3 separate regions of the Mus musculus genome follow, and all the other regions are linked to region 3. Evidence: chromatin loops called from intact Hi-C (ENCODE). Cell type or tissue: gastrocnemius. All regions are shown on one strand. Each heading gives the region's core, and the rest is flanking DNA. Links, peaks and the distances in the headings are about the cores only. Region 1 holds the start of 5830418P13Rik (RIKEN cDNA 5830418P13 gene). Region 2 overlaps Bfsp2 (beaded filament structural protein 2, phakinin). Region 3 holds the start of Cdv3 (carnitine deficiency-associated gene expressed in ventricle 3).

Evidence for each region. Peaks named below come from ENCODE experiments on the same cell type or tissue, not always from the same donor. Only the 100,000 strongest peaks of a DNase experiment are listed, where the experiment ranks them.
Region 1: it touches region 3 in a loop (2.6-fold over the local background); 11 of 42 quality-filtered maps call a loop at or near these places.
Region 2: it touches region 3 in a loop (3.0-fold over the local background); 12 of 42 quality-filtered maps call a loop at or near these places.

Annotation. Positions count from the first base shown.
Region 1 is chr9:103,423,150-103,430,194 of GRCm38, forward strand. Bfsp2 (beaded filament structural protein 2, phakinin) reads right to left here. Exons shown (of 7, transcript NM_001002896.3): 6 at 3,408-3,628; 7 at 1,775-1,995. The coding sequence ends at 1,992. It overlaps 5830418P13Rik (RIKEN cDNA 5830418P13 gene), which reads left to right and starts at 429. Exons shown (of 6, transcript NR_040466.1): 1 at 429-480; 2 at 3,428-3,666; 3 at 4,001-4,237; 4 at 4,540-4,638; 5 at 5,249-5,357. In gastrocnemius, for the core only: no CTCF peak of the experiment used is centred there; a DNase peak (open chromatin) is centred at 3,520.
Region 2 is chr9:103,430,589-103,437,633 of GRCm38, forward strand. It overlaps Bfsp2 (beaded filament structural protein 2, phakinin), which reads right to left. Exons shown (of 7, transcript NM_001002896.3): 5 at 2,071-2,202. The region is part of intron 5 of 5830418P13Rik (RIKEN cDNA 5830418P13 gene); the gene reads left to right. Among named protein-coding and RNA genes, the nearest start is that of 5830418P13Rik, 11 kb to the left of the region's middle. In gastrocnemius, for the core only: a CTCF peak has its summit at 3,817; DNase peaks (open chromatin) are centred at 1,688 and 2,076; H3K4me3 peaks cover 533 bases; H3K27ac peaks cover 2,459 bases.
Region 3 is chr9:103,361,315-103,368,359 of GRCm38, forward strand. It overlaps Cdv3 (carnitine deficiency-associated gene expressed in ventricle 3), which reads right to left and starts at 4,466. Exons shown (of 5, transcript NM_175565.3): 1 at 3,740-4,466; 2 at 2,661-2,737. The coding sequence starts at 4,054. In gastrocnemius, for the core only: no CTCF peak of the experiment used is centred there; DNase peaks (open chromatin) are centred at 2,986, 3,716 and 4,609; H3K4me3 peaks cover 3,414 bases; H3K27ac peaks cover 3,259 bases.

The sequences.
Region 1 (7,045 bases), core at 1,303-6,302, 62 kb after region 3:
AAGCAGCAGGAGCCTGCGCTGGGAACTGGAAGCAGCCGTCAGTCATGATCTTCCCCTGCCAAAAGGTGATTAACTTTCTGACTCGCGGCACCTGCTCGTGGAGATTTGCAGGGCAGAAGAGTCTAAAACTCGCAGCCCCACTGGGAGAAACCCTTGAGAGGGCGCGCATCTACTCTCCTTGCATACCAGTGGCTTCCAGATTCGGCAAAAACAAACAAACAAACAAACAAACAAACAAAACCCCAGCATGGGGTCCTCTTCACCTTCCAGGCCCTGGGCTGTGTAGAGGTTGGAAACTGAAATCTTGGCTTGGAAATAATAATTAAGGATAATAAGAAAGGCAAGAAGGTCTTGCAGCATCCAATGTCGCTGAGACAGCTGCACTGTCTTCCTGATGGCTTTTGCACCCAGGTGGTTCAATTAGGAGCAGTTCGCAGCGAGCAAGCTAGCAGGGCAGTGGAGGCTTAGCTGAAACGGAGCGTAAGTGGTGTCTTTTCTATTTCTGGACTTCAGACACTGAATTATGTAAAGATATTGTGTAGAGTCTAAGTAACTGGCCTTCTGGGAGACTCGTGGGTTCTCTTTCTTTGGTCCTGCAGGCCAGCAAGGAAATCTACGGGACAGAATCCTAACCAGGACACACCTTGCTTCTTTTAAAAGGTTGTTGGCTTGTTTTGTTTTTTGAGACAGGATTCCTTTGTGTAACAGCCTTGACTGTTCTGAAACTCTTTTTTGTATGTCAGCCTGGCCTTGAACTCACAGAGATCCACCTGCCTCTGCCTCCTGAGTGCTGAGATTAAAGGTGTGCAACCTCACATTCTCGGCTGTTTGTTTTTAAATAAAGGTAAACACTGTTTATTGGTCTTTTTGGGACTTTACATCCATATGAAGGTCTTCAAATGTTCCCACACAGGGATGTATCCCTCTGTTGGGGTAAGTAGCTCACAGTGACAAAGGGACAACGACGGAGCTTATCTTGGTCTAATTCTGTGTAGCAGGCAGGTAACAGAAACAGACGTGTTTGTTTTTGTGGTGTGGTGGTGTGTGGTTTTAGAAGCACTGAGAGCCTGTGGTCCCACACAGGTGGTGGTTTCAGTTGTAATCTGAGGGCAGGAGGGTCTTGCCTTCGTGGGAAGCAGATGCATGAATAGATTTGGCTGGCCCGAGCCTTGAGAGGGCTGGCGTGGGGGGCGGGGGGGGGGGGTGGAGGGCGCTGGCATGTGGATCCCAAAAAAGAAATGTTGAGGCTGTAAATGGGTGAACTACCACAACCTAATTAGTCCCCCATGGGTTGAAACTGATGGAGAGGTGTTATGCTATGGGCAAATGAGATGTGTGTGTGTGTGTGTGTGTGTGTGTGTGTGTGACAGAGAGAGAGAGAGAGAGAGAGAGAGAGAGAGAGAGAGAGAGAGAGAGAGAGATTTGCATGTGACCAGGGTACCCGTCAAGTGCAGAACTTTTGAATGAACAGCCTTTGTGTGTTGATAAAACCAGAACAGTTGACCTTGAGGCAATGATGAGACTGATGGACTCATTTAACAGGCTCAACATGCTGTCTAGAAGCATCCAAGAATGGCTCCCAGTATGGGGGGTGTAGTGTATCATACACACTTAGCATGCATGAGGCCCTGGGTCCTATCCTTTGAACCAACAAAACAAACACACGCACATACTCATGAAACACCAACCCAAATCCCCAAAGAGGCCCTGGGACCTGCAGAGAAAAGGAAGGGTTTCTGCACCACCAGCAAGTTAGCCACAGCAAATGGCAGACTGGGAGCCACACGCAAAGTATTTATTCAGAGAGGCCTCGGTTGTTCAAGCTACAGACTACAGAAATGGGAGCAGAATTCTCTCCACCCCCAGGGAGCTCCGTCTGAGTCAGCTAGGGAGTCCAGCAGCCACTGAGGTTCTTCAGACGTCACCGGTGGGCTGCCGAGGAAGGCAGAGTTTTCTTTGTGAAAAGAGGAAGTCGTTTTTTGGTTTTCCCATTAGCTGAAAAGAAACACACGTGAGTCAGAAGCGGCAGAAACGGAACCTCAGTAAAGATACCACGGTAGGAGTGTGGGAAAGGAAGCCATGTTATGAGAAAGAATTTGGTCTTTGGAATAAGACAGTGCCAAGGTTCGAACCCCTGTTTTGTGGTTTGATGGATTTTGGACAAATGACTTCCAGAACTCTGGGATGTGAAGTCCTGTCAGTAACTGGGGATGTGTGGTGATCTGGTGGGCACAGGAGGGAATGAGGACGGCCAGGGTTAGGGCTGGACATCTGCGGAACAGCCATTCGGTGGGTACTTGAACTACATACCACCCCTTTACTCCTCCATGTTTATTTAAAACTTTATATATTTACTCATATGCGTGCAGGAATCTGAAGGATTTAGTTTTGTTAGGAACATCTTTCACATTCCACAGAAAGCAACTGGACAAAAAGACAGTTGGGGGAGAGAGATGACGGTTTTTCCACTTGAAAGGAGGTGCTGGAAGGTTTGCAGATGGTTCTGTGGTTGTTCATCCCAGCAATGGGATGCTATGCTCTTTGAAAGAGGGCCACTAGTCCCAGAGTTGCTTCAACCTCTGTGTGTGACCGTGGACAACCCCCACCCTCCACATGGGCCTTCCCATTCTCTCTTGAGTTGTGAGAGGTTGGACAGTGTGATCCCTAAGTAGTCTTTTGTACTTTATTTTTATTTATTAGTATTTGTGTGTTTGTGCATGCATATATGTGTATGTGAATGCACACATGTAAATGCTCACACACATATACACGTGTGCCACGGTGCATAATAAAAACCAGAGGGTGATTTTGTGAAGTCAGTTTTTCACAAAAGGGACAGTGGGCAACTCCACTGTCATTCATAACACCTTGTTTGTCTTCCCTGTAGACTCCAAATTAAACATAGTTTTCTCAGCAGCCCTGCTGGTATGTCACTCAGCTAGAAGAAAGTCGACAGGAAGCCTCTTCAAAATGTTTGAGAGACACTGGCTGCTCTTCTGAGGACCTAGATTCAACTCCAGCACCCATGTGGTAGCGTACAACTATCTAACTCCTGCCCCTTCTTCCGATCTCCACGTGTATGACACAGGTGATTCACAGACTTACATGTAGGCAGAACACCCACCCATAAAATAAAAATAAATAAAAATCTCAATTCAAAAAAAAAAAAAAGAGGTTTAAGAGTCGTTTAAGAAAAAGGCTTTTTGTTTCTCCCTGTTCTGGTCTTGAGTACACTGTGATAGCAGGGGTCATCATGAGCAGGTTTATGCAGTCCTGGGAGTTAAACCCAGGGACTGTGAATCCTAGGCAAGTGTTCTCTCTACCAATTCAGCCCAACCCCACCCCCATGCCCCATTTGCATCCTCCCTGCAGATAAGGAGGAACCCGAGCACATCACATGTCCATACTTGTTCTCCTCTCTGTCCAGCAGGGCGTGGTAGGATGCCACATCCTTCTGTAGCTGGCTCTTGCACGCCAGCAGGTGTGCCCGCTCCTGCTGCTGCTGTTCTGTCTCTGAGCGGATCTCTGCCAGCTCTGCCTCCAGCCTGCCCACCACGGCACCCAGGTTCTGCAGTTCCATGTCATGCCAGTGCTGGGCGTCGTGCAAGCTGTTTTCCAGGCCTCGTTTCTACAAAAGAGTGAAGGTTATCGGCTTGGGCGGTCCAGGTAGGAAATGTGTGACCGACCTGTTCTACCCATTTTTCTGATGTTGTCAACCCCGTAGAATGATAGAGATCGGTCTCCGTGGCCCTGGGGGAGAGCCAGAAGGCCCCACTCTGCTTCACGGACCTTTTGCAACGGGCAAGAGAGAATGGCCAGGGGGGAGCTGAAATGCATGTGTCTGTCCGTTACCTCTCAGTGTTTTTCTGTGCTGTTTAATAATACATCTTTGTTAGGTCCCGTCCTATTGCTCCTTGGTGAGTTTCAACTGCCTCACAGGGAGCTAGAGACCCTACAGCAGGGATTCCGGGTCTGTGTGGCTGATGGCTACCTCCCTCAGGTTGCTAGCTTTCGGATCATGACTCCTGCATTGGTACCTCCGGCGCAGATGTCTACGTTGGCTATGGGTGCTTCGGCTGGGGAAGCTGGGAGAAGATGCACCCCAGACTTCCCTTTCTGTCATCGCGGCCATGGATGGATAGAGTCCCGGCTTTTACACCTCCTGTGAAGCTTTCACACCCACACTGCCTTTTCTCCCCCAACACTGTGGCCTGGGATTGGATGTTTATCACCCAAGGTCAGCTCAGCGGTGTCTTTGTGCAACACCCTGCTTTTAGTTTCTGCCTTCCTACATTCTCCACACAGCTCCTACAGTGCCTTAGCAAAATACACATCTGGGTTTTTATCTCCTCTGCTTAGTTATCACCCCAGTGGCTCCCAAGGGGCCCTAGAATGGTTGCCATTGCTGGCTCTGACTTTCCATTTCATTTCCTACTCTATATTAGTGTCAACATTTCTGGTCTTGGAAGCTTATGGGGTTCATATTGTTTTTTTTTTTTTCCTCTTCTTCCTCCTTCTCCTCCCCTTCTTCTTTTTCAGACAGGGTCTCACTGTATAGCTCTGGCCACTTACTCTGTAGACCAGACTGGCTTCGAACTCACAGAGCTCCCTCTGCCTGCCAAGCTGCTGGGATGAAAGGTGCGTGCCATTATATAAAGCTGCATATCGTTTCTTACACCTGCACTGTCCCTCTCTGCCTCTCCAGTATTCCAATTCCATTCCTTCCTAGTCACCCCCAAGCTCAGGTTCAGGGGTCACTTTCTCTAGGAAGCCTTCCTCGATGCCCCTCAGTTGGGCTAGGAGCTCCCCTGTTTCCATGGCTCCAAGCATGCGCATGTCCTTGAACTTACCACAGGGATGTGCCTTTCTCACAAAATGGCGGGACTTAGCAGAAAACTGGTCTCTGTACCCTCAGTGCCAGGAAAGGGCCTGTGCAGGCCAGGTGTTTGGGACATATGTGTCACCTGGATGAAGGCACCTGCTCTGTGGTTATGTTTATTGCCCTGCTGCTCTCTCTTCCCATCAGACTAAGGACCTGTCTCTTCTCATCTTTCTGTGTCCGGTGCCCTGAAAGTTAGCACAGGCTGGTCAGAAACTAAGCATCAGTGTGCCCATATTTAATAGCTCCAAGTAGAGTGACCTTATATTTTAGTATCTGGCTTTGAAGAGACTTTTTTTTCTTAATTTTTTTTCTTATTTGTTTTATGTGTATGTGTATACTAAGTGTATGTCTGTCACATGTGTGCAGAAGCCCACAGAGGTCAGAAGAGGCATTGGAACCCCTGGAACTGAAGTCACAGACGTTGTGAGCTGCCATGTGGGTGCTAGAAACAGAATCTGGGTCCTCTGTAAGAGCAGTAAGTACACTTAACTGCTGAGTCATCTCTTCAGCCAAAATTGTGTTTTTATTTATTTATTTATTTAGGTTTTTCCAGACAGGGTTTCTCTGTATAGCTCTGGCTGTCCTGGAACTCACTTTGTAGACCAGGCTGGCCTCAAACTCAGAAATCTGCCTGCCTCTGCCTCCCGTGAGCTGGGATTAAAAGTGTGCGCCACCATACCCAGCGTATTATTTTTAATTTTGTAAATTCATGTGTGTCTGAATGAGGGTGTGAACACATGAGTGTGGGTGCCTATGGAGGTCAGATGAGCCCATGGAGCCAGAGGAATAGGTGGGTGTGAGTCACCTGACATGGGTTTTAGGAACTGAATGTGGGCCTTCTGCAAGGCTAGCACATGCTCTTAAATGCTGAGCCATCTCTGCAGCCTCAGTACCTACCCTACCATTTTTTTGTTTTTTAAAGATAGAGTCTCACACTATAAGCTTTGGCTGTCCTGGAACACACTATGTAGACCAGGCTGGTCTTGAACTCACAGAGATCTGCCAGCCTCTGCCTCCCAAGTGCTGAGATTAAGGGTATGTGCTACACTGGCTATGTAACACATAAAAACAAATTTTTTTTTCTAAGTTGGATTCAATCAAATCTTGATGAATTAAATTCCTGTACCCAATCCTCCAGGGCATGTTTTTAAAAATAGACTTCTAACTGCTATAGCAGAAATAGATTCTTGTTGGTGGTGCTGTTAGGCAAAGTTATCATATTAGCTAAATCTTGTAAGTGTTCATGAGTGTGGGGTCTGTATGCCAGTGTGTGTGTGTGTGTGTGTGTGTGTGTGTACATCAGAGGACAACCTCAGACACTATTCCTTAGTGTTTATTTCTTTTTGAGGCAGGATCTTTCTCTGGCTTATCCTTTTCAGTGCTGGGCACACCACCATGCCCAGCTTTCCTGCCCCCCCCTCAATATACAGGTTTAGGTGATGGAATTCAGGACAAGCTCTTCCCTGCCTGAGTTCTCTCCCCAGCCCGTGGGTGTTCTTAACTCCACAGGACATGTGAACTCTGAGTTAGATAGCCGGTCTAGTGCCTTTTAGGAAGCAGTGTGAGATACTATGTACTAAGCGTAGAGCAGCCTCTGGCCTTAGTTGCTGTTTAGCTTGTGAGATCTGAGAGCCCTTTACAGCAGTGGGCATGCAGAAATGGCCTAGACTTGGAGAATCATTTGTTCTCATGGCCTTGGGTTTGTTCTCTCTCTCTCTCATTTTATGTAGGAAATAGATTTTTGTTTTGAACAGACTTCTAAACCTATGTCCTCTTTGTGAGTTGTTGACACTGAATCTGTAATGGCTGTGGTTTAGAGAAACACATCACTGGAACATGCTTGGGCTGTCCGGCTATAGTTTTTGTCCCATGTTTTAGGGAAGTTCCCTATGTGGCCTGAGGGGTTTCCTTGATGATTTGGGGTATTGTCAAGGGGTACACTAATAGAAATCTCAGATCCCACTCTTGTTTTGGGGGGGTATTAGAGACAAGGTTTCTCTGTTGTAGCCCTGGCTGTCCTGGAACTCACTCTGTAGACCAGGCTGGCCTCGAACTCAGAAATCCGCCTGCCTCTGCCTTCCGAGTGCTGGGATTAAAGGAGAGTGGGATCTCTGAGCTGGGCAGTGGTGGCACATGCCTTACAAGAGTGATGGGCACCATGTA
Region 2 (7,045 bases), core at 811-5,810, 69 kb after region 3:
ATTCTGATCGTAGGACAGATCACATTTCCAAAGGCAGCTGCAACAATTGTCACCGTCCTGCATGGGCCTTCTCAAGGTGACCTTGCCAAGAATCCAGGCTCATTAGATCTCTCGTGATTGCTTTGACCAGTAGAATAAGAGGTACATGATACGCAGAAACTCCAAAGCTAGGAGGTCAGAGATCTGATCAATTTATGCTCACTGTATAAGGGAAACAAGGTACCTTATCAGAAGTCCTGCTGTAGCTATGAGACCACCATAATTCAAGGATCTCCAAGCTAGCTACCTATATGGAGAGGTCTCAGAGAGCAGGACATAGAGTCACGATTGAGGAATCTCACACGTGAGCTGAAGAAGCCACGGTGGGTGTCCCAAGCCCAGCAGACACCTCGAGGGATAGGGAAGAGCTGTCCCTGCTGACCTCTTCCTAAATCACAGGACGATAGAGCACATGATTCACTGACGTCGTAAGCCACAAAGACAGCAGGTACATAGAACAACTAAAATAGATCCTTACTAGACAGAGGTGAAAATAGAAACTTAGAAGGTCATATGACCAGTGAGGACAGGAGCCCGGGGTTCAAGATCACAAGTCTAAGCACTCGTCCCAAATTCACAGGACTTCCCTGTCTAGGAGAAGAGTAAAGACAGAGGTAGACTTCCTGGTGGGTGGAGACTACCCCAACTAGACCCTACCCCAACTCTGCCCTTCTCTATACCCACCAAAAAATAAACATACGGACTCCTATAGTGGAGCTAGTCTCCCCCTTGTCACTCCCTCACATGCTGAGCCTTGTGATTCTTAAGGTGGCATCAGTTCCTCTATAGAAGTCACTGAATTCCCTAGGAGTATTATTCCCTGGTGTGTCTTATGTCCCCAAAGCACTGGGTATAGCTCCTGGAACATGGTGAGTTCTTATATATAGATATAAGATATATCAATATAGATACATTGATATAGATGTAAAAACATACTAACATACACATATGGTCCAACAATGCTCTTTGGTTAGAATGATGGGGGAGATGCCATGCTACCGTAACAGAGCTTCAGTCCAATCCAGACCAGAAGGTGGAGCTTAATTTAGTCATCTTAGGAGCTGTGTGAGGTTGAGTCCAGGATGCCTGAGAATACCTAAATTTATAGACATAAGTCTTTTACAGAAATAGCTATCACATGTGCATATGCCCTGTACATTCCTCCTGCATATTTCCTTAAATCTCATGACATTTCTATAGATGACTCGCATGTGATACAATGTGCAGCCCACTATAGAGGTGATTAGGTTGCTGTTTAGGGAACACTGGTAAGAAATATAGGCTGCACACATGCAGAGCAGGTGCAGTGTTGTTCCTGAAGGTTGATTGAATCCACAGATGGAGAAACCATGGATACAGGGGCTGACTATAATTATTTTAATTACTAATAATTAGTAGTTGCAAGGCACCTGCTTGCAAACCACAGTGGGCCTGAGCTTACTAGGCATCTGGGGCAGGGCTCCAGAGGCAGAGCTTGAGACAAGGATCTTGGAACTTATAAACAGTTCCAGGATTACTCTCAGGAAAAGGAGGATTGACTGAGAAAAAGACGACAGGGCAGGGAAGACGCTAAGCAGGGAGGTAGCCTCCTTGAAAACTGGCCACCGTCCAATACCGTGGAAATCACTGTACAGCTGTTCCCACTTTGAAGCTAGTAGACTGGGCTTTCAAAACCATCAGCCTGCCACTGTCTGGGTCAAGGGCACGGCCTGCCTTCTTGGATCAGGAGTCTTCTGTTTGGCTGATAGCAAGTCTCTGAAGAAGCAGGGCATCTGAGAAGGAACAGCTGTGAGTGTTAGCAGCCAACATTCCGAGCAGAGGCAGGTAAGGGCTATTTCCACAGGGCCCTGCCGTGTCCAGGGCAGTTGTTAAGTATGAGTCAGTATCTGATCAGAGTTTAGAAGATACTTCAGGTGCCCAAACCGCATCCTGTAAGAAGGAAGCCCTTTGCAGGCTATGAACTATGAGACATCAAACTGACAGTTGAGAGTTAAACATAAAAACCACCAGGGCCTTTCTTGGCACACTCACCAGAGCCCGTAAAGATTCCGTCTCAGCCTGGAGACTCTGGACTTGGCGTGAAGTGTCGTGTAACTCTACACTGAGGGCAGCAGCCAGCTTTTCTTCTTGGGTCTGGGATACGTGGACCACCTCTGTCTGTTGCTGTGGAGAGTCAGGTCTTGGGGTGAGCTGGGATGAGTTGTAAACCTGAACCCACCTTCTTCCTTAGTTCCTTCTAAACGAACTCTCTGCCAGACTAAAAAAATACCTTCCCCTCCACCCTTTTTATAAACCTGCTAACCAATTTGTATACAAAAAACTGTTTTGAATCTTTGATGCCTAAAAATAGAATAACATTCAAAAAGATTTATTAAAGACTCCGAGAAGGTTGTAGTTCATGGTGAAGTACTTGCTTAGCTTGCACATGACCCTGGGTTCAAACCTGCTCCCCTCCCCCGTCCCTCCCCCTCCCCCTCCCTCTTTCTCATTGAAAACAGTAAGATGTTTCCTCTCCTCCCTGAGTTCTAATCACAGTTTTCCTGTTTCCAATTTCTTATGCTTCCTTTCATAAATATTTCATGCTCTGACTGATGGCACGGATACCATCTGAGATCTATAAAAGAATTCCGCTGTTATGTGAACATGTCAGAACTATGCTTGCACGAGCTAAGGTGGCTACGACATCACTAGATGATACAATCTTACAGGCCCAACCCTGCACATTTAATCTATCATTGATCTGAACATCCTTATGCGGCCCACAACTATATTTATAGGTAAATATGCACTACTGCCTTCTCTTGTTTGCTACAGTACTTACTATGTGTTAGTAATTGGTCTCTGCCAGCATGTTGAGGTGAGTATAGTCTTTGAGCAGCTACAGAGCATTGCCTTGTTTGGGGTTAATGTCATTTATTTAGATGTTCCCTGTTGGTGGACATTTTGGTTGTTTCCAGATTTCCCCTATTTTCTACAGCAGTGTAAAGAGGAGCTCTAGATGCTTGCATTCCATCCAAGAAGGTATCCCTGAGGATAAATTCTTGAGATAAACTGTATTTACGTGAAGACAGAGTCTTGTTATGTGCCGTCCCATGAACTCCCAATCCCCCTGCCTCAACCCCCAAGTGCCGAGGGGACATGTGTACAAATGATCCTTCAGAGAACCTGTAACCCTGGCCTGGGAGGCAGTGCCAGGTCCCCACACCTTCTTCAGACAAGGGGCTTTCTTGTGTTTATTCACTTTACTTTCATGTGTAAATGTTTTGCCTACTTGGTGCCCATGGAGGTCAGAAGATTGCATTGACTCCTTGAAAATGGAGTTACAGAAGTCTGGAAACTATCATGTGGGTGTTGGAAAATGTACCCAGGTCCTCTGCAAGAGCAACAAGTACTCTCAACTGCTGAGCCACCTCTCCAGCCCCAGGTTTTCTATCTGGATCTTTATATCTGATAGTCATAGTTTTCCTTTAAATTTTTTTTTTTTTTACATTATGCTATTTACTTGTATGTGGGGGGGCATGTTTGTGTGGGTGCACACATGCCACAGCTTATGCGGTGCACATGTACAATGATGACTCACGTGGTGGTCAGAGGATACCACAGGAGCCAGTTCTCCTCCCACCACGTGGGACTGAACTCAGGTCATTAGGCTTGGTGGTGAGTGCCTTCACTGCTGGGCCATGTCTCTGGCCTCAGTACCCTTTTCATTGTACAAACCAGTGCAGCTGCAGCTGTGAACACAGGGGGAGCTCTGGGTGCTGCACGCAGGGGCACAGGTCCCCTGCTGGTGGATGATAAAATGAGGTCACTCTCTTTTTTCAGTACATTCTGATGTGCTGTCTCTGAGCCAATGCTGCAGGCAGAGAGGCCAAGGAAACCTTTATGGTCCCAGGCCCTGAGGAGGTGAGACTCAGTTACTCATTTAGGGTACAGGATAAGATTCAACTATGTTGACCCCCAGGTCTTGAAATCTTGGCTCCATTTCTGGATTGGGAGAGCATGCTAACATTTTGAAATATGGTGAAGATTTTCACACTCAAAATTTATAAATTTATGGGGCTTGAGAGATGACTTAGTGGTTAAGAGCATTTGTGGCTCTTGCAGAGGGCCCAGGCTTGGTTTCCAGTACTCACACAGGGGCTAATGACCATCTGTCACTCCAAGGAGATTTGACACCCTCTTCTGACATCCAAGGGCATCAGGTATGCAAGTGGTACACACACATATGCAGGTAAAGCACCCACACACACACATAAAATAAAAATATAAAAAAAAGCAGGGCGTGGTGGCGCACGCCTTTAATCCCAGCACTTGGGAGGCAGAGGCAGGCGAATTTCTGAGTTCAAGGCCAGCCTGGTCTACAAAATGAGTTCCAGGACAGCCAGGGCTATACAGAGAAACCCTGTCTCGAAAAACAAAAACAAACAAACAAACAAACAAACAAAAATATTTTAAAAATCTTAAAAAAATATAGCTGGGTGTAGTGACATATATCTCTACTCTCATCCCAAGCACGTGTGATTCAGAGGCAGGCTTTGAATTTGAGGCCAGCCTGGTCTATGCAGTGAGTTCTAGCTTAGTCAGGTGTACATAGTGAGACCCTGTCTCAAAAGACTCAACACACACACACACACACACACACACACACACACGCACGCACGCACACACATGCACCTTGGCTAATCAGTGAGAGACCCTATATCAAAGATAAGGTAGAGAGCAACTGAGGAAGCTACCAACATTGACCTCTGGCCTCCCCATATGCACTCACACCTACACACACACACACACACATATACACATGCATACATGCATGCATGAGTGTGTACATAAGCACACGCCTATTATAATCATAATTAGTTACTTAGGGGATGAACTATTGGGGGAAAATAAAGGAAGAACGAGGACATTTTTTTCTAAAGCTGATCACTTTTAGGATCATCATTGGCTGTCTCACAAGCAGCATTGCCTATGACTTAAAGCTGCAGGGTGAGGACTGAAATGGGCTCCTAGGGGAAAGGAGGGCATAGCAAGCCACCAGTGACATGCTCTGATGTCAGAAATGGTCAGTGCTCTGAAAGCTTGTGCACCCAGGCTTCGGGATCTCAGGGTGTATGTGTGTCTGTCTCTCCCCAAGCACTTGCTGTGGGGTTGAGAGTCATGCAAGCTCTCTGCTTTGACCTCGAGGTGAGCGACAGCCTTGCAAGAGCACAGGTGTGCTTTCCAGACTTCACAAGAACATGACCATGACTGCATTGTGTTCTTTGTCATGGAGCAAAGCAATTCACTGCTTCTGGGGTCACAAGGGCTCCTGATCTGGGGTGGGGGGCACACTGCTTTAGAACAGCAGTTTTCAGCCTGTGAGTCACGACCTCTTTGGGGGTTGAAGGACTTTTTCATAGGGGTCACCTAAGACCATTGGAAAACACAGATATTTAAACTACGATTTATAACAGTAGCAAAATTACAGTTATGAAGCAGCAATGGAAATAAATTTTTGGTTGGGGGGGTCACCATGGCATGAGGCATAGTGTTAAAGGGTCACAGCATTAGGAAGGTTGGGAACCACTGCCCTAGAAAGATCCCGACAGCAGCCCCACATATCTGCACAGACTCTCCATCCTCACAGCCTTTAAGATGTTTCTTGCTCATTCTTAAGATAGTGAATTGCAGTCTCCCATCTATGTGATCTTTCTGTCCCTCTGAGCCTAGCAGTTGAGTGTTAATCCTGACTGGGGTGTGGTGGCACCAATCTGTAATCCCAGCACGTGGGGATGGAAGCCGGAGGGACAGGAAGGAGTTCAAGGGTACCCTGGGTACCGTAGACTGTCCAAGGCCAGCCTGGGCTGCAGGGGACTCTGCCTCAAAATAAGAACAGAAAAGAACCAATAAAGAGTGCTGAGCCTGCCCGCAGACTACAGCTCTGCCGCTTTCTACATGGCTGGGCTGAGGCGAGTTTCCTGTCTACTCTGTGCCTCAGTTTATTCAGTAATGGATGAAAATCAGAACTCCTATCTGGATGCACTGCGAGCTTATCTGGCAAATGTATGGCTGTCCCCTGTCACATGGCACTGTCCCCTGTCACATGGCACTGTCCCCTGTCACTCAGGCAATGCTCTGCTTCAGAGTATTCCTGGCAAGTGTCATCCTGCCATTTGGGGTGGGGGCCTTTCTGTCTACTCCTGCATCCCACCCAGCAACCTCCTCTCTAGATCATAGGAATTGGGTGTGCAGTGACGACTCCTTATTCCTTCTGGGTAGCTTAATGGCTCTTCACACCTAGGGCATCCCCAACATCCTTCATTGAAGAAGGTCAACAACATGGGCCCAGGACATGCCGGGGACTCGAGGAAGAAGAGGGTCTCCTGTGAACCGGACTAGACCAGATCTTGTCTTTATTAGGAAGATTAACTACTATGCTATTAAGCCTTATAAACCACTTTGGTGTCTTTGGTGCCACATGCTATTTGGCAGCAGAGAGCTTTTAGCAGGCAGGCTATGCTATGCATCCCTGACTTAGCCCTCCTCCCTGCTGCCCAATGCAAGATTTATTTGGGAGAAGTCTGGATACCGTTCAGCCTGCCTCACTGACATAGGGCTTCCTCGGGGGTGTATTTAAAAGTAGCGTGACTCTCAGTGAAGCTTCACTGTGAGTGGAATACCGGCCTGGTTAGTCAGGGTCTCATGGCTCCTTGAGTGGACACAAGAGCCGCCTGGCTTCTCAAGCTGTTCTCTGGGATGGAACAGAGCCACCAATTCCCAGATTGTGTGGTATCTGCCAAAAGAAACAGCTAATGGCCTCAAGGACTTGCTGCCCCAGCTCACATCTGGGATGGAATTGAACATACTGTATGCTAAAAGCAAGAGAAGAAACTCACCCATGGGCTAAAAATAGATTTTTCTTAATTATTGGATAAGTCTAAATTATAGTATTTTTGTCTTTGCTTATTATGATCATCCTCCTCTTAAGGGACTTGTTTGCTTGTCTCCTAGGAGACGGCTATGT
Region 3 (7,045 bases), core at 941-5,940:
GGTCAGGCTTTCAAGATGATACTGGCTGGCTTTTAGATATCACCAATACGAAGAGCAAATTTATACACTCAGTACATATATCACCTTCGTAACAGGAAGTAAAAAATTCTAGCTTTCATTTGAAAAAGAGATGGGAACATGTTATTCTCTAATGGATCGTAAAAATCTGATCAGATAGCACAACACCATTGTCTAACAGTAGCTTATTAGCTAGTATGAAGTTTATAATTACCCAGGCTAATTGTGGTTTCCAATCTTCATAATTTTTTCAAGAGGTTTTTTTTTTTTTGCCTTTTTAAATTGTAAAGCCATGTCAATACTATAATTGCTTCAGGGATGAAATAGGTAATCATCTGGGTGTGGTAATATCCCAACAACCTAATGCATCCAAAAAAGGTGAAAAAGATTCCCACCTACATGGCATTTACACCTGCATACACTGAAGCAGTTGCTTTCAGTTATTCATTCACTCTTTGAATCTATTCACTCACCAACACAGTAAATCACAACTGTTCATCTGTATATATGGTAAGAACACTTGCTGTAAAAGTAAAAAGAGCAGAGTTCAAACCCCTGGCCCCCACATGAAAGCCAGGCATGTCAACACTGCAGGGCAGAGACAAGTAGATCCTAACAGTTTATTAACAACTTCCTGACTCTAAAAAAGTTAAAATAAAGAATTTTATATCCTGTTAGAAAACCAGTTCAATTTAAATGTTCTCCATAATTTAACAAAATCAAATTTTATACTGAAAAAACTTGAAGGCCACCCCTCTACCTTCAGAAAGTGTTACTTTTACCCACTAAAATTCAAGTCAATATGTCCAGAAATTACCACTCAAGGGCATAATTTAACTTCAGAGCAGGGACCACATCCAGATAAAAGAAAGGAACCTGTAAACTCCCTCTCCAGATTTATAGATCAGACTTGGAGATACAAAACAAGAACATTTTCTACTTTTTCTTTTAAGTTTTGAGATAGGGTCTCACTAAATTGCTCAGAGTAACCTTAAACTCACTCTAACCCAAGCGCACCTGATTTTTCTTATTCTCCCCACCTCAGCTTCTCAACAGCTGACAGTTAAGGCTTTCACCACCAAGTATTTTCTAAAATTACTCATAAGCTTATATACTGCTCTTGTAGAGGATACAAATTCAGTCCCTAGAACACAGCTCCCAACTACCTGTAACTCCAGTTTCAAGGGAACTGATGCGCTCTCTTCTGGCCTCGACAGGCACCTGCATGCACATACATGTACATATACATCCCAGACATACATATGTAATTAAATCTTTAAAAAAGGAAAAACAAAGCAAAACAAAACACTAAAGCCACACCAAAAAGGGAGATAACTTCTAAGTTCCCTACTATAAAAAACAATGTTTAATTTGGTAAATTCACAAGTGAGAACACCTAGGGATATGAATGCCTGGGTGGTACAGACACTAACCATACATTAAAATATACTACCTGGCTTTTCAATAAGTTACCTCAGATCATATATAATCTAGATTTTAAAAGATTAATTTAGAGTTAAGAAAGTTATTTCCTCAACAACTGTCCCATATGGTCACTGGAATTCTCTACAAATTGCAAGCTTCAAACCAAAGACAATTTCCAATCATTTTGCTTGTGTAAGATGAGTAAAGGATTTTAAGGCAATAGAGCCCTACTCACTTTTGAACTTCAAAAACCTTACCTTAAATACTTACCCTTTCTACTTAAAAAAAAAATCTTTCCAAACATGTTACTTTTAAAACCAGATCTAAAATGAACTACCACAGATTGAACGTGACAATGTAGGTTCTCTTAAATCAACCAATCCAACTGTGAAAATGACTGTTTTCCTGAACTTTGAAAACCAGTCACCTCAGAGCCCGAAATGGCAGGTAGCACAGGCCTGCAATTCCAGCAGCTCAAGTTCAGTCCGGAATACACAGCTAAGAACTGTGCAAACGAGGGCTAGGGTAAGCTACTTTTGGGGATAGGTTCAGAAGAGCCTCTATTAACGTTCAATTTTTTGACTGGGGTAGTGGGTATTCAAGGTGGCTTCATGGTCAATGCAAATTCGTGTATGTTGGAAGTATCCTACACTGCAATTACCAGAGAGAACTAGAAAACAATTTTACTAAGTAAGTAAAAGAAAAAACTAAGTTCCTGCACAGCTTGGTGGTACATTTGGGTGGACACTTTAGAATTAAGAGTTCAAGGTGACATGTCGCTCAGCGGTCTTCCACAGATCAGGGTCCAGCTCACAGAACCCACACTAACAGCTGTAATTCCAATTCCAGAAGACAGTACAGACATGTATTACACAGGCAACTCGCTTCAAATATTTTTTTTTGGAAAAAAAAAAAAAAAACAAGCCCCTTCTTCTCCTGAGTCACACAGTAAGTTCTCAGGGCAGCGAGTGAACTACAGGAGCCCTACTAGGGGTAGGGAAGACCACCTAAATTCAAACACGAAGTGTTAAAAATTTTTAAATGACAAAAATCCATTTTAGTCAAGCCAAAAATCCACATAGCTGCAAATAGGGAAACCACAGGATTTTAGAGTTGGCAACTAATTTAATGACACAGAGGGCATTTAAAAAAAAAAAAAAGTAAACGCGTGCACTACTTAACAAGGTTACCTAATCCCACGTGTAATCACATCCTACCTTATTTGCATTGCCTGAACTCTTAATCCGCTGTAATCAACCTCTCTTTGCTCAAATTCTTTCCACTCATTTTCATCCTATGGAAGAAACAACACCTGATTAGTTTTTGGTAAGCCCACTTCAGACTAAAAGGCATCAAGGGCCAACGGGATTCCCCAAACTGGTAAAGGTACCCGCGAAACATCGAATTAATTAATTAGAGATCTTGGTAAACAGATTCCAGACTCGGAAAAATTCCATCAGTGGTCGCCAGGATTCTTGAGTCGGTCTAAGAATCGGCGGCAGTCAACACCGAGAACCAGAGAGTCTAACTCTCCAGGCCCACGTGGTGGGAAGAGAGAATTTACCCCGGCCTCTAACCTCTCCGCACACGTACACAGGAGTGCGCGCACACAAATAAGCAAATAAATGTGATCTTTAAAAAAAACAAAAAACAACAACAACAACAACAACAAAAAAAAAACAAAATTGCAGACAGTGACACAGACCTTTAATCCCAGTACTCCAGAGACAGAGGCCGGAGGCTCTTTGTGAACTGGAGGCCAACCAGAGCTACACCGTGAGACCTTGTCTCAAAAATTGGGGCTAGTGGCCGGACGGTAAAGTTTAGCCCGTTCCTGCAAGATCCGGAGACGTGCCTAATTCCCAAACGCCCTCTCTGCCGCCGCTTTTACTTAAACCCAAGCCCAGGGCGAGCTGAGCGGCGGAGAGAAGGCGACAGAAATTCCACAACTCAATTCCCAGCCCTGCGTGGCCGTGGTTGGGAGAGTAAGCCACGCTGGCCCGGGCGGCACAGAGGAGCCTCGGAACACCTTAAGAACATGAAATCCGGCCCCAGCGGGGCTCAAGCGGGACCACGAGGACTCGGGCACACGTCACCCGGGGACCGGCCCAACCCCCGTGGCCCAGAGGGCGCGGCGCGCAGAGGGCCGCGGACGGGGGCGGCCAGACGAGCCCCGGGGGCCGAGGACCGCGAGCCCGCCCGCCCGCCGGGCCGACGTGCGAAGCCCGAGTCACGTGGCCTCCCGGGCCGGCGGGGGCGGGCACATGCGGCCGGCCGCCGGCCTCCCGACCCTCACCTTCGTTATGGCCTTGCCGGCGGGGCCCGCGCTCCCGCCGTCTCCGGACCTCGAGCTCCCGCCGTCTCCGGACCTAGCACCAGAGCCCGAGCTCCCGCCGTCGCCCGACCTGGAGCCGGAGCCCAAGCTCCCGCCGTCGCCCGACCTGGCACCGGAGCCCAGGCTCCCGCCATCGCCCGGCCTGGAGCCCGCCGCCGCGCTGCTCCCGCCCGCGCCGCTCGCCGCGTTGGCCGCGCGACTGCTCCGTTCCTTCTTCTTCTTCTTGTCCCTCTTGGCGAAGAAGTTGTCCAGGCTCCGCTCCTCGGTCTCGGCCATGGCCGCGGTCCGGATGGGTGGGGCCGGCGGAGGGCGCGGCGCTCGCGGCTCCGAGCTCTGGGTCAAGGCCGGCTGTGCGCTCAGGCTGCAGGGTGCGGCGTCGCCTCAGCCCCGCGGGGTCGCCGAGGCGCGGGCGGCAGGGCGGCCGGCTCCCCCCGTGCTCTGGTGGTACGTTCCTCGCTGGGAACCGCGAGCGTGGAGCAGGGTCGCGCCCGCCCCGCTGCCTGAGGGACAAGGAAGGCGCGCACCGGCGAGCGCTCGGCTAACGACGGCGCGTGCGGGAGGAAGACGCGCGGGCCTGAGGAGGGGGAGAGGGGACGGGGAGGGGAGGGAGGGGAGGAGGGAGGGCGGGCCACCAGCAGAGAGAGGCAGCGCCGCGCCTGCGCGCTCGGTTCCGCCCGCCGCTGTGGGCGCGCCGAGGGGGGCGGGCGGCGGGATGAGAAGGGGGCGGGTCTTCCGGGAGAGCCAATCAGATGCCCGGACGGAGCGCTTAGGTGACAATCCGTTCCTTCTACGGGGCGGTGCCCTGTATGGGGGCGGGGAGAAAGCGGGTGTAGGCAAAGAGAGTGACGTCCCTAGTGACTCCTGCCTCCGATTGGCCAGGGAATTTGCCTTGAGGGCGGGCATTTAGAGGGTTGGTGACTTGGCTGAAGAAGACCAGCCGGAGGGGGCGGGTGTGCCTTGGTTGCGCGCATGCGCAGGGTACACGTGCGTCTGCTCGCCAGGACTGTGGCCTGGTAGGCGTTTGAACTTTCAGGAAAAGGAAAGAGACCATGTTAAGCCAGCTATGTTCAAGCTTGGTCCTCCTGCCCTGCTTTTCTGTACTCGCACCCTCTCTGGTCGGGCACCTATTACTTTTCTTCTGAATGGAATGCTTTTGATGAGGAGCGCTGGATTAGTATTCGTGGTTCCATTTACGGAAGGATCTTAAATAAGCCAGTGCATGAAAGGAAGGGAACTGATTTTGACTAGCTGTGTCTACCAGGGTCAGGCTAAATAAATCTGACCCTCTAACGCTAGCTCTTGTGAGATGGAGAATGGCTGGGAATGTGATTTTGGTGGTAGCGTGCGACAGGCGCATGTCAGCGCAGAGTCTGTCCACAGAATCACAAAAAGAAAACACACAAAACCCCTCCTTTTCCTGGGTCTTCACCCTATTGGCACATACTATGTGAATACTTGATCCCCGAAACATCTGCAGCCCAGAAAGCTTTTTGTTTGCTTGGGGGAGATTGCTTTGTTTTGGGACCGGGTCTCACCTACCCCAGGCTGCTTTGAACGCCATACATAGAAAAGATAATGTGTTTCTGACCTTCCAGCCTCCACCATCCCAAGTGCTGAGAATTCAGGCATGCACTTTTGTGCCTATGTTAGCGATACTAGGGGTTTCCATTCTTGCTAGAGAGGCTCTCTACCAGCTAAAGAATGAATGACCCAATACAGATGTTGGAGTTTCCTTGTTTTTAGTTACACAATTGCACCTAGAATTGCTCCTGCTCTGACTTGAGTTTGAGTGATTGCTACAGTTTAACTTTGGCTCCTATGCTGGATCTTAGGACAGAGAAGGGGATAAAAAATATCCTTGTTTCCACCTGACTTGACTTTGGGGCCTTGGAGAATCAAATGTGTGTTTCTCTATGAGACGTGTGGTCTGGGTATGCATTAAACTTCTGCTTCCTCTAAAGGGTAGAGGAGAAAGCTGTGACAACCACTGAGGAAATGGCTAAGTCCTATGTCTGTAGCCTTGGGGGAAAGATAGGACCCAGCTAGTAAATGGAGGGATGTCTTTCCACACCTGTTCCCTCCTGTCTTTCCTTACAAGTCCTTCCCTAGTTGTGGCTATTGAAGACCTACATTCTGAACATATCGATGGATAAATGAAGGCTCTATGGCTGTAGCCAACAATAAGAAGACCTTTCTTTTGTTTTGTTTTTTGAGACAGGTTTCACTATGTAGTCCTGGCTGCCTTGGAACTGGCTCTGAAGACGGAGATGACCTCAAACTCAGAGATTCACCTGCCTGGGCCTCCTAAGTGCTGAAATTGAAGGTGTGCGCCACCACACCTGGCTAATAAGCAGACATATTTGTTCTCTTCCCCCAGCCCAGGATGGTTCCTAGGTGACTTCCTTTTGTGACACCACATATCTTCCTGTGGTATTGTCCAAGTTCAGCACTGCCCAGTGCCACCAGCTTTGCTTAACATCTCTTAGCAAACTTTCTTTTTACCTTCCTTGTCTTCTTTCCTCTTTCCTTCTTTTTCTGCCCTTTCCTGCTCCCCACCCCCCTCATTTTAAGACAGTGTCTAAAGTATCCTAAATTAACCTTGAACACAGAGCCAAGGATGGTCTTGAATCTCCACTTCCAATTCTCTCTCTCTTTCTCCTTTCTCTCTCATTTTGTTTCTGTTTCCTTTCATTTGTTTTTAGGATAGAGTCACCCTGTGTAGCCCTGTCTGGCCTTGAACTCAGAGATCTTCCTGCCTTTGCCTCCCTCTGCTGAGGTTAAATCCCACCACTGTCTACAAAGCTGTTTCCTGTATCCTGCAACTATTTTATCAGTTGAACACCCCACCCATTTTTCTCCTTTCCAAAAAGATGTATTTATCTTTATTTTATGTGCATGCATCAGTACATGGATGTGACTGTACATCTGAACCCCTAAGCCTGGATTTACTGTGAGCCACTTGATATGGGAGCGGGGAGCTGAACACAAGCCTCTGGCAGAGCGGTAAGTACTTCTCATCACCGAGTCCTCTCTCCAGCTGGCTCTCTCTCTTCCTTAAACAAGGTCTTCCTGTGTAGCCCAGGAGGGCCGAGTGATAGATAACACTCCTGTCTCTGTCTCCAAAAGTGTTGAGGTTCTAGGCCTACACTGCCAAACGTGGTTTGCTGTTGTTTCTCATTGCTGGTGGTCTAGGTGAATGCAGGTGTGGTACACAAGCACCTGTGTGTTCATGATCGCCTTGGAGGCCAGTGGACAACCTTAGGTGTC